Linked DNA regions of Mus musculus: all the other regions are linked to region 1. A link is a contact called in ENCODE Hi-C or POLR2A ChIA-PET data. All regions are on one chromosome and are shown on one strand. The core of a region is the stretch at or near the end of the contact, and the rest is flanking DNA. Distances in the headings are between cores, read along the strand shown. Region 1 holds the start of Ppm1e (protein phosphatase 1E (PP2C domain containing)). Region 2 overlaps Ppm1e (protein phosphatase 1E (PP2C domain containing)). Region 3 holds the start of Rad51c (RAD51 paralog C).

Evidence for each region. Hi-C counts contacts between places; a loop is a spot of excess contacts on that map. ChIA-PET counts read pairs that join two places held with the same protein, here RNA polymerase II (POLR2A).
Region 2: a loop to region 1 is called in a map of heart, with 2.1 times the contacts of the local background. The contact joins the enhancer-like site here to the promoter of Ppm1e in region 1. A Hi-C loop is called at or near these places in 3 of 37 maps with a recorded cell type or tissue (heart and left cerebral cortex).
Region 3: POLR2A ChIA-PET joins it to region 1 with 16 read pairs in embryonic stem cell. The contact joins the promoter of Rad51c here to the promoter of Ppm1e in region 1. POLR2A ChIA-PET finds 5 or more read pairs at or near these places in 5 of 5 experiments (Patski and embryonic stem cell).

The regions. Positions count from the first base shown.
Region 1 is chr11:87,357,116-87,360,477 of GRCm38, forward strand. It overlaps Ppm1e (protein phosphatase 1E (PP2C domain containing)), which reads right to left and starts at 1,879. Exons shown (of 7, transcript NM_177167.4): 1 at 1,334-1,879. The coding sequence starts at 1,788. Gm33937 (a long non-coding RNA gene) reads left to right here and starts at 414. Exons shown (of 5, transcript XR_003949755.1): 1 at 414-778; 2 at 911-1,755; 3 at 2,730-2,827; 4 at 3,049-3,153.
Region 2 is chr11:87,297,637-87,300,998 of GRCm38, forward strand. All of the region lies in intron 1 of Ppm1e (protein phosphatase 1E (PP2C domain containing)), which reads right to left. Among named protein-coding and RNA genes, the nearest start is that of Gm22883, 19 kb to the right of the region's middle. Within about 2 kb of position 1,620, at least 1 of the 3 ENCODE cell types and tissues checked has a DNase peak (open chromatin) inside an H3K27ac peak, as active enhancers do; it is left cerebral cortex, where a contact is called at or near this core.
Region 3 is chr11:87,402,688-87,406,049 of GRCm38, forward strand. It overlaps Rad51c (RAD51 paralog C), which reads right to left and starts at 1,819. Exons shown (of 9, transcript NM_053269.4): 1 at 1,617-1,819; 2 at 1-169. The coding sequence starts at 1,734. Tex14 (testis expressed gene 14) reads left to right here and starts at 2,378. Exons shown (of 31, transcript NM_031386.2): 1 at 2,378-2,483.

The DNA.
Region 1 (3,362 bases), core at 629-3,128:
TTAAGTGTCTGAATCATGTAATTTTTTTAAAATGGCATTCTGTAGGTCCTTTTCTGTGATAGTTAAAAAAAAAAAAAAAGAAATACTCAACCATTAATGCTGTTTATCCCCAGGTGGTGGTATTACACGCCATTTTATTTTTGCATTTCCCCAAAACACACAATTCCCCTGGTAATTGAACAGTATTTTAAAATTAATTACTGGATGGTTTATAAAGTGTGGCATCCGCACAGTCCAATTCTACAGATCTGCTCAGTGGCTTTTCCCTTTGACAGGCTGCTGCTTTTAACAGGAGAATGGTTTGATCAGTTGTCTATGAGGTCTGATGAAGACAAAATAGCTTTCTTTTCTAGCCCCCTCCAGGCTTTGGAGAAATCCAGGAAGTGGGTTTGAACTTAGCCGCAGTGAATCTTGCGATAGTAAACTTTTGGGGTGGTCAGAGTAACACCTTTCATTACAACTATTAGCTGAATGGCAAAAGACTCTCGGGTTTCCCAGTGTTTGCAGAGGCATTATTTCAGAACAATTCCATTTGGAAAGAAACGCGATTGTAAACCGTTTCTATTTCAAGCCCATAAAAAGCAGAACTCGGATGAAAGGCAAAGCCTTGACCTTTCTATTTTAGACTTGCATCTGGGTAGCTAAGCCATCTGCTTTTCTCCCACCTCCCACCCCATCTACTTAATGGACTGAAAATACTGCACTTAATTGCAATTTTATCCAACCAGGCTGACTTTTCTGACTTACGACCTCGTCTTTTCACCTAACGGCTTGCTCGGTAGGGTTTTACTTACCCTTCCTTCCCAATTCCTCCCTACCGCTCTCAATTATATGCTGTCAAATGTCTGCAAAGTATGATACTAGGCTCTCACGTAAGAAAGCCATCTATAGAGCCTTTTCATTTCAACAGTGAGCGCCTGACGGAAAATCTAGGGGTCTGGGCTCCTCTGGGCACCGACGGTATTAGCTTTGTTGCGGTTATGTAGAAAGGCACCTCTTACTGCCTGTAAAGGAGTCGCGCGTCCCCACCGCCCAACAAGGAACGCAGCCCGGGAAAGGACAGACAGACGAAGGTGGGAGGAAACCCCGGGAAGAAAGGCGCAGGGAAGAATGGGGAGCCCAAGACGGGAGGGAAGACCTTGGCAGGAAGGTTCTGGAGGAAGGTGTGCGAAGTGGCCGAGAAGCTGGCCGAGAGGGCCAGCGAAGAGGGGCCGGGGGCAGGCGGGGGGGACCCCGCCCGGGTGCCCCGCGGGGACATGGGTAGCGGGGACGGGAACCCAGGCCGGCACCCCGGGGATGGCGGCCCACCCGCGGCCGAGCCCCGCTACTTAACTATTTGTAGAGCTGCTGCAGGCACAGGTCCAGGCTCTCGCCCTCCACCTCCTCTCGGGTGATGCGCTCCGACAGCGGCCGTGGGAGCGGGGGCAGCGGTGGCAGCTGGGGCTGCGGCGGTGGCGGCACGGCCGAGTGCCCCGGGGCAGCCGCTTCCTCCTCTTCCTCCTCCTCGCCCTCCGTCGCCGTCTCCTCCTCCACCGCCTCGTCTTCGGGCTCGGGGTCTTGGTCCTGCTCCCCCTCCTCGGTCGCCTCTACCGTCGCAGCGTCCTCCCCCGGTTCCTCCCCCGAAGCCTCGGCCGCCTCAGCCGCGACTAGCTCGGCTTCGGGCTCGGGCTCGGGCTCGGATTCGGGTTCGGGCTCTGGCTCGCCGCCACCGCACGGTCCGCGGAACTCGCCCAGGAACAGCTCCAGGAAGCGCCGGTAAGTTTTCTCCTCAGGGATGCAGCCCGCCATCGTTGCTCATGCCCCGAGGTCCACCGGGAAGGGGGTGGGAGGTGAGCCCAGGAGGAGGAGGGGGCTGCTTCGGAGCCTCGCCTCCCGCTACGGAGGGGGAACGGCCGCACGGGCACCGGCGATCAGCACTGGGTTGCCTGGAGAGGGCTCCCGCAGGCGTGCGCGCCACCGAGCTCGGACGTGCGCGGCCCGGGGGCGGGGGCGGAGCGCGCCACCCCGCTCCGGTCTGGAGGGAAAGTTGGTGGCGGGCGCGCGCACAGGGTCCAGCGGCGGCCCACCCGCAATCCCTACCGAGAGCTCAGCCCACGCTGCCTAGAGACTGTCGCCATGGCAACCGGTTCTAATTAAGAATTCCAAGGTCCCTCCCGTCGAGTCTGTGGAGTGGTAAGGACGCTGGACTCCTGCACTCCAACTTCGAATGGTCTTTGTGGGGTGAAGACCCTAGTTTCATGATAAGCACTGAGACATCTCTGTTGGTTCCACCAGGAGTGTACTGACTTCAGTTTCCTTATCTGCTTGCCTTGCCGTAGTATATCTCTTGATCCGATGGCACGCAGTAAACACCTTTTACTAATGATATGTGTTGAAAAAGTAAAGGTCCAGGCACGAGCACCCAAAAAGGGTAGTTTCCTTTGTCTAGGTTCTTTCGTTTGATTCTATGTATCCTCCTTTCTCAAAAAGATGAACGTGAGAAATTAAACAGTAATTCGCTTGCTTAAAAGTCAAGACTTTCTAGCTGTGGCATTGGTGTTAGAGCCCCTTTCAAAGTCTCCAAAGCCTTTAGAATCTTTCCCCTTAACTCTGCTCTATGAAAATCTAGCTGTGCCTCGTATCTACACAATGTCTTATTTATATAGGGCTTTGCAGTTTACACGTGTTCGTCTCTAATCCTCACAGCCTTTTAAGGCAAAGGTTATTACCGTTAGGATTCTGTTTTACAGATGAGGAAACAAGCCTTCAAAACAGTGACTTTGCTCAAGGTCAAAAGCAAGCGATGCAACAAGAATTCAATCCGAGATTGAAGTGGTAGATTTCACTTGTAAGTTTTCCATCACCCAAAAACCCCTGCTTAGTTTCTGTATAATGCATGTCATTATATTATATTATCCTACCATATAATCCGTATTTTGTCTATATTTTGTTTGTTCTTCCCCACCACCTCCTGTGTCTCTTCTTACTCCCTCCCCCAAGCTAGAACTGAAATGACTTTAAATTATTCTAATTTTCTTACCAAACTATAAACAAACCTATTATTTTCAGGCTTCATGGTGATGATGTTGGTGGTGGGTGCTTTGAAGATGCTGTGCTGTACAGCTGTATGGATGATAGCATCATTGCTGCATACTACCACGTCCACGGCAGCATGTAATTCAGCACAAACATAGTGATTTTTCCCCTCTGCTTTGAAAAAACATGTACTCACAAATTATCCACTCCATCTCTCCATTTATTGTTTCTGGGTTTCAGCTGGATTTAGGATCAGAAATACCATTTCCAGTCAGTTATTAATGACAGAAGAGGGTGCGTTCTCACCAACTGTTTTCCTATAATGCTGTATTTTTAAATCCCTGACC
Region 2 (3,362 bases), core at 370-2,869, 60 kb before region 1:
CAAGAGACCTTGCTGGTAATTAGAGCAATTAACACTGGCACATCAACCACACACACACACACACATACACACACACACAGAGCTATGTTTACATTACAACAGAGAACACACACACATAAAAACATACATACATACATAGACACAGAGAGAGAGAGAGAGAGAGAGAGCCCTGAACAAAGTATACAGCTATTTGTCTTTTACTGGGTTGCTTGTTAATAACATCTACCTCTCAAGTTCAGAATGAGCCAATTTAGTATATAGGTTAGTCCTATACTTCATACCTAGCTTTCTGTTTATTACTAGTTAAATAGAAAGCAACTCTGCCACATTTAGAAAGAACCATTTTTCTGGGCAGCGGTGGTGCACGCCTTTAATCCCAGCACTTGAGAGGCAGAGGCAGGTGGATTTCTGAGTTCGAGGCCAGCCTGGTCTACAAAGTGAGTTCCAGGACAGCCAAGGCTACACAGAGAAACCCTGTCTCGAGAAACAAACAAACAAACAAACAAACAAAAAATCCTGTTATTTATGTAGAAAACACCTTTCAACCTATGCCCTAGATCACTTTTAAAATGGGGACAACACCAATTATTCCAATTTTAAAAATCACTTTATGAAACCTGGAGTGGTAACACCTAGGAGTGTTACCTATGTTACCATGGATCACCTAGGAGTCAAGGGCTAGGATCACCACAAGTTCAAGGTCAGCTCAACCTCTGTAACAAGCTCCAGTTCCCTCAGAGTTCCAGAGCAAGACTAACACAAAAGCAAACAAACAAATAAAGAACTACATAAAGCTAGCACATATTATACGAGCACACAGATCAGCATATGACTCTGAGTTTGTGCACATATTTAGCACATATTATACGAGCACACAGATCAGCGTATGACTCTGAGTTTGTGTAAACAAAGAACTTCTGGAAGACTGAACTTTTTCTTTAATTTCAACAAGATAAAGTCTGAGAAAACAATCCAGGACTCAGGTTTATTTTTGTGAGCCTTTCCAAATATAACAATATTTCAAAGGACGACGATACGTTATACTCTGTGTTGCATGGAGCCTAGCTGGAATCCTGCTTTCAATTCCAGGATCATTATCTGTGAACAGTTAGTTCAGAGGTTAATGCTCAGGAGACTGGAAAACTCTGAGACAGTATCCTGTGAGGAATAAGCAGAGAGCTACCCCTGGTGCCTCCCTCCTTTCCACTCTCTCCAGAGTGCCCCTCCCCAAACCATGCCTCTGACCTCCGTGTGGCCTTAACCTATGGCTCCATTTTCTTCCTTGGGGCAGTTGCTAAAATGTGTAGTCTATGAGACCTAAGGTTTTCCTTTTATACTCTCACTGTCCTTGAGCTTAAAACAAAAACAGAGGACCAGGGTCATGCTCAGAGAAGGCAGCCACGTTCTGATTGCTGTCTTCAAACCTACAGAAGGTTTCAGGCAAAGCAGCAGACGCACCATACTTAGAGCAGTTCTTCGATGAAGAATTGGGAGCCATTGTCCTACAGAGGCAAAGATGGGTAAGGCAACACCAAGAAATAGTTCAAAGAAGATGTGGACGGGCTGTCTTAGAAGATGGTGAGTTGCCCACTGACTTGGAGAATAAAAGCAGTGGGAGAGTGTTGACATTTCAGGACTGCTAGCTAAAAATAGCAGACACGCACATTCATTTATCTCAGCAATGTTCTGAGACGTGAAATTAAAATAACAGAGAAACACAGAAGACAGTGCATTTAAAGAGAAAGAAAGGGAAGTGGTGAAGGACTTGTGCCTTTCCTTAGAGCAAGGAGCTTAATCCAGGACAGGAATGGGACACTGAGGCTGCTGCTTGGTGTCAGAGAACTACAAAGTCTAAGGAGCTGGAAACTGGTTCTCTGGGGCAGCCGGAGTGATGAAGCATGCTAGAGCCATGGACATTAAGCCCACAAAGGAAACACCCAAGACACCAACCTCCTCACCATACCACATAACTGTTCTTTCCTCATACAAGAGGGGAAAAAGGTTTACTTTCTATAATTGAGCCAGACATCTCTGCATACGAGGACAAAAAGTGTAGCTGGGGCTAAAGACAGGGCTGGACGGTTAGGATTCTTGATCCTCAATCCTGCACTGGATGGTTAGGATTCTTGATCCTCAGTCCTGCAGACTAGAGTTCAGGTCCCTGCACCCACATAAGGCAGCTTCTGTGCCCTGAAACTCCAGCTCCAAGGGATCCCACATCCTTTTCTGGCCTCCACAAGCACCTACACATGCATGTGTGCAGACAGACAGACAAACAGACAGACATGCACCCACATAAACAAAACAAATCTTTTTTAAAGTATAGTAACATATAAAGGTAAAATGTTTTAATAAAAATAAGGATACTATGTAAAAGGTTATATACAAATAGCTGTCTTCCCTGAATAGACACCTAAAATATTGTGCAGAGTCTAAGAAGCTTTAAGAAACCAAACACACATTCTTTCTTCCATTCTTTCTGTTGGCCCTCAGAATGGAAACAGGCAACCTTGGGAGGTAGGAGGTGGGGGTGGGTGGGGAACCCACTAGAATATACCAGAGACCTGGGAGGACTTTCAGGACTCAAAGGGAGGGATCTTAGATAAAATGCCCTACATTGGGGAGAGGGCTCTACCCTTCTCTAGCAGAAAGACAAGGCATCAAGTGAGGGATGGGGTTGCCATACCACAGTCAAAAACTCTGACCCATAATTGTTTCTGTCTGAAAGAACTGTAGGGACAAAGATGGAGAAGAGCTGAAGGAAAAGGAGGTCTAGTGACAGGCCAAATTGGGATCCAGCTCAAACCAAGGTCCCAAGGCCTGATGCTATTACTGAGGCTATGGTGTGCTCACAAAAAGGGGTCTATCGTGACTGCCCTCTGAAAGACTCAACAAGCAGCTGAGAGAATCAGATGCAGATATTTACACTCAACCAGTGAACAGAAGCTGCTGACCCCTGTAGTTGAATTAGGAAAAAGCTGGAAGAAGCTGAGGAGGAGGGCCGCAACCCTGTAGGAGGACCAGCAGTCTCAACTAACCTGGACCTTTGAGATCTCTCAGACACTGATCCACCAACCAGGCAGCATATACCAGCTGATATGAGGCCCCCCACACAAATACAGCAGAGGACTGCCAGGCTTGGACTCAGTCAGAGAGGATGTACCTAACCCTCAGGAGACTGGAAGCTCCGGGAGTGGGGAGGTCTGGTGGGGGTGGGTGTTTGGGGGTTAGGGACATCCTCATGGAGATGGGAGGAGGAGGTATGGGATGTGGAACAGTCAGAGGGTGAACCTGGAAGGGGATAAAATCTGGACTATAAAAAAGATTAAATTTTTAAAAATTAAAATTAAAAATTAAAAAAT
Region 3 (3,362 bases), core at 569-3,068, 46 kb after region 1:
GAACAGAAGGTGATTATGAAGCCCTGGGTATGCTCTTGCTCGAGAAGTTCCAGTGCTGTGCACTTCTCGTTTGCCACAGATGTACCGGCACATCTTGGTTTATTTGTGAGACATTCTCTTCTTAGAATTTGTAGAGTTTCCAAGGCTTCCTCTTTAGATATCCCAACTTCTATAAATAAAATAAGAAAAAGAAAACCTGACATTAGAGAATTAAAAGTATAACTCAGAGCCTGGCATGGGGGCCCATGCCTTTAATGCCAGCACTAGGAAATCAGGCAGGCCAGCATGGTCTACAGATCGAGTTCCAGGACAGTCAGGACTACACTGAGAAACCTTTTTCTTTCCTTTTCTCTCTCTCTCTTTTTTAAAAAGATTTATTTTTATTTTATATACGTGAGTACATGTAGCTGTCTTCAGACACACCAGAAGGGGGCATCGGATACCATTACAGATGGTTGTGAGCCACTATGTGGTTGCTGGGAATTGAACGCAGGACCTCGGGAAGAGCAGTCAGTGCTCTTAACCGCTGAGCCATCTCTCCAGCCCCCAAACCTTTTCTTGAAACAAACAAAAGTCTAACACAGAAATGAATTATCCAATTATTTAGTTATTTAGCAGTTGGGGAATCAAAACCAGGGCCTTGGGCATACATAGCTAGTTAGTGCTCTACCCATTCTGCTACTACTCTGTTAGCATCATCGCTGGGATGTAAAATTAGACTAGGGGTATAGCTCTGTGGTAGTGTTTAACATTGGCAAAGCCATGAGTTCAATACACAACACTTAAACAAAAATCAAACCAGATTCCATTCTGTCCTCTTTGATCACCATCAAAGAGATGTGCATAGTATTACTGGCACAGTGGGTGACTACAACGAAGTTTGGATTTGTGAACATTAAGGATGCAGTGGTCCCCACTTTGGTTTTTTTGTTTTGTTTTTTGAGACTGGGTTTCTCTGTGTAGCCCTGGCTGTCCTAGAACTCACTCTGTAGACCAGGCTAGCCTCGAACTCAGAAATTCACCTGCCTCTGCCTCCCAAGTGCTGGGATTAAAGGCGTGCGCCACCACTGCCCGGTTGTGATTCCCACTTATCTGTAACCTAAAGAACTCTGAGAAAAGTCGGGGGCCAGGGCGGGGGGGGGGGGGAGGCAGTATTCCTGTGAATCACGAACGTCTTTCTAGAGCTTTCTCCTGGTCTAAGGGAATGTTCTATTGCTTTTCTCACTGAAATATCTCTAGTCCTTCTCTAATCCTTTATTTTTCAACTTCAATTCCCCCCCCCCGCCCCCCAGGATCTTTGACCAAGGAGAATTACATGGCTTGTGATTGTTTCCCAACCCAGTTTATCATGAAACCTCAAGATGAGAAGTCGGTTCTTTCATCTACAGATTGGACACCCTGGTCCAAGAGGAGCCTTCCTTAAACCATTAAGTGAGGCACTCCTCAAAGCATCCAGCGAGCACGGAGAAAGCAATCAGTAAACGTTGCTCCACACAGTTCCAAGCTCAAGAGAATTTCAGCGGTGTCAAAAGATCGGCTTGGCGGAGGCGGCGGAACGAAGACGGAGGCGGCGCCAAGCGGCCGCGGTGCATCAGCTGGCAGCTGGGAGTCGTTACCTTTGCTGAGCTCGGAGGGCTTCACCTCTAGGACGTCCTCCGCCGTCTGAAACCCCGCAGCCACCAGCTTCCCGCGCACCGCTGGAGACAGCGGATAACCCACCAACTCCCGCTGCATTTTTTTTTTTTTTTTTTTTTTTTTTGAGAGCTCGGCGGCTACGCACGCAGTGACGTAGAGCAAGAGGCGCGAAAGCGCTGGAAACCCAAACCCCGCCCTCCCGCGGGGGAGGGTCAGTGGCGTGACGTCACACGCGCGGCGTAAGGGGCGGGGCTCGCGCGGCCTAGACTCACGAGGCCTTGCTGCTGCTGAGGAAATCCCACACACTGGTTTCATGTAAGGTTGTCTTCTAGTTTCACTCGTCCGAGTCACGTTTCGGATATAGCCTGACAGTGAACACAAAAACAAAAAAAGAGGCCGGAGACGCGGAGACGGTAGCCAGGCCAAGTGAACCCTGTACAGCATATTTCCTCACCATGCTCTGCCCTCTTTCACGGGTTCCTCAAGAATCCATCCTCCTGGATGGAAGTTGTAGTAGACGCAGCAACCAGAAACTGACCAGTTGGCAGTTTCCTGCTGTGAAAAATTCAAAAAACCCTTGTAGGAGGTCTGTTGTGTGTCCCCTGACCCTTGCCAGGCGACCCCTTGCTTTTCCCGCCCTCGCGGGGGATTGTGGGCCAGCCTCCCACTTTGGGGGGCTGCGGTAGGGAGTGGTTGGCGCCCACGCGCGCGTCCACGCACTCGCCCGCTCACGCACGCACGCACAGCTTCCGGTGGGTGACCCCGGGACTCCGGAGCTCCCTCAGAGTGTGGCGGTTTCTGAGCATTCATGTCGGCAGGCCTGCCTAGAGTAAGAAGTAGCTGGAAAAGTAAGCTATCGTGTCCTTGTCGTCTCGTGGTCTAGCCTGGGCCTCTGGTGTCCCGAGGGAGGAGCTGGACCTCTTTAGTAGAGTTGACCGGGGATGTTGACGGAGCGGGAGTGACTGCTTCCACATCAGAACTTTTGGGGAGATTGGCAGTTTGGAAGGTGGCTTTAAAGGCCCAAGAAATACGGAAGATGATATAAAAAAAAAGTGTGTCGTGCCGGGCAGTGGTGGCAGCACGCCTTTAATCCCAGCAGTCGGGAGGCAGAGGCAGGCGGATTTCTGAGTTCGAGGACAGCATGGTCTACAGAGTGAGTTTCAGGACAGCCAGAGCTACAAAACAAAACCAAAAAAAGTGTGTCATACCTACCTCACATTTCAAAAAAAAAAAAAAATCTAGCATTTTTTTTGAAGACAGCATCTAAACTTTCTAAATTATGGGATATAGGAATACGCGACTCTCCCTGCTTTTGCACTACTTATTGACAACAACTTCTTCTTTCTTTTTTTCTTTTCTTTTTGGTTTTTCGATACAGGGTTTCTCTATGTAGCCCTGGCTGTCCTGAAACTCACTCTGTAGATCAGGCTGGCCTCGAACTCAGAAATCTGCCTGCCTCTGCCTCTTGAGTGCTGGGATCAAAGGTGTGCGACACCACACCGGGTTCTTTTCTTTTCTTTTTTTAACTTGTGGGTTTTCAAGACAACCTCTTTGTGTAGGTTTCTTTCGTGGCTCTCCCAAAACTGACTCTGTAGAGCAGGCTCTCCTCGAAGTCACAGAGATTCATCTGCCTCTGCCTCCTGAGTACTGGGATTAGAAAGGCCAGCGACCTCCCCACCCCCACCCCCTACCCCCAAAAAAAGCCGGGCAGTGGTGGTGCACGCCTT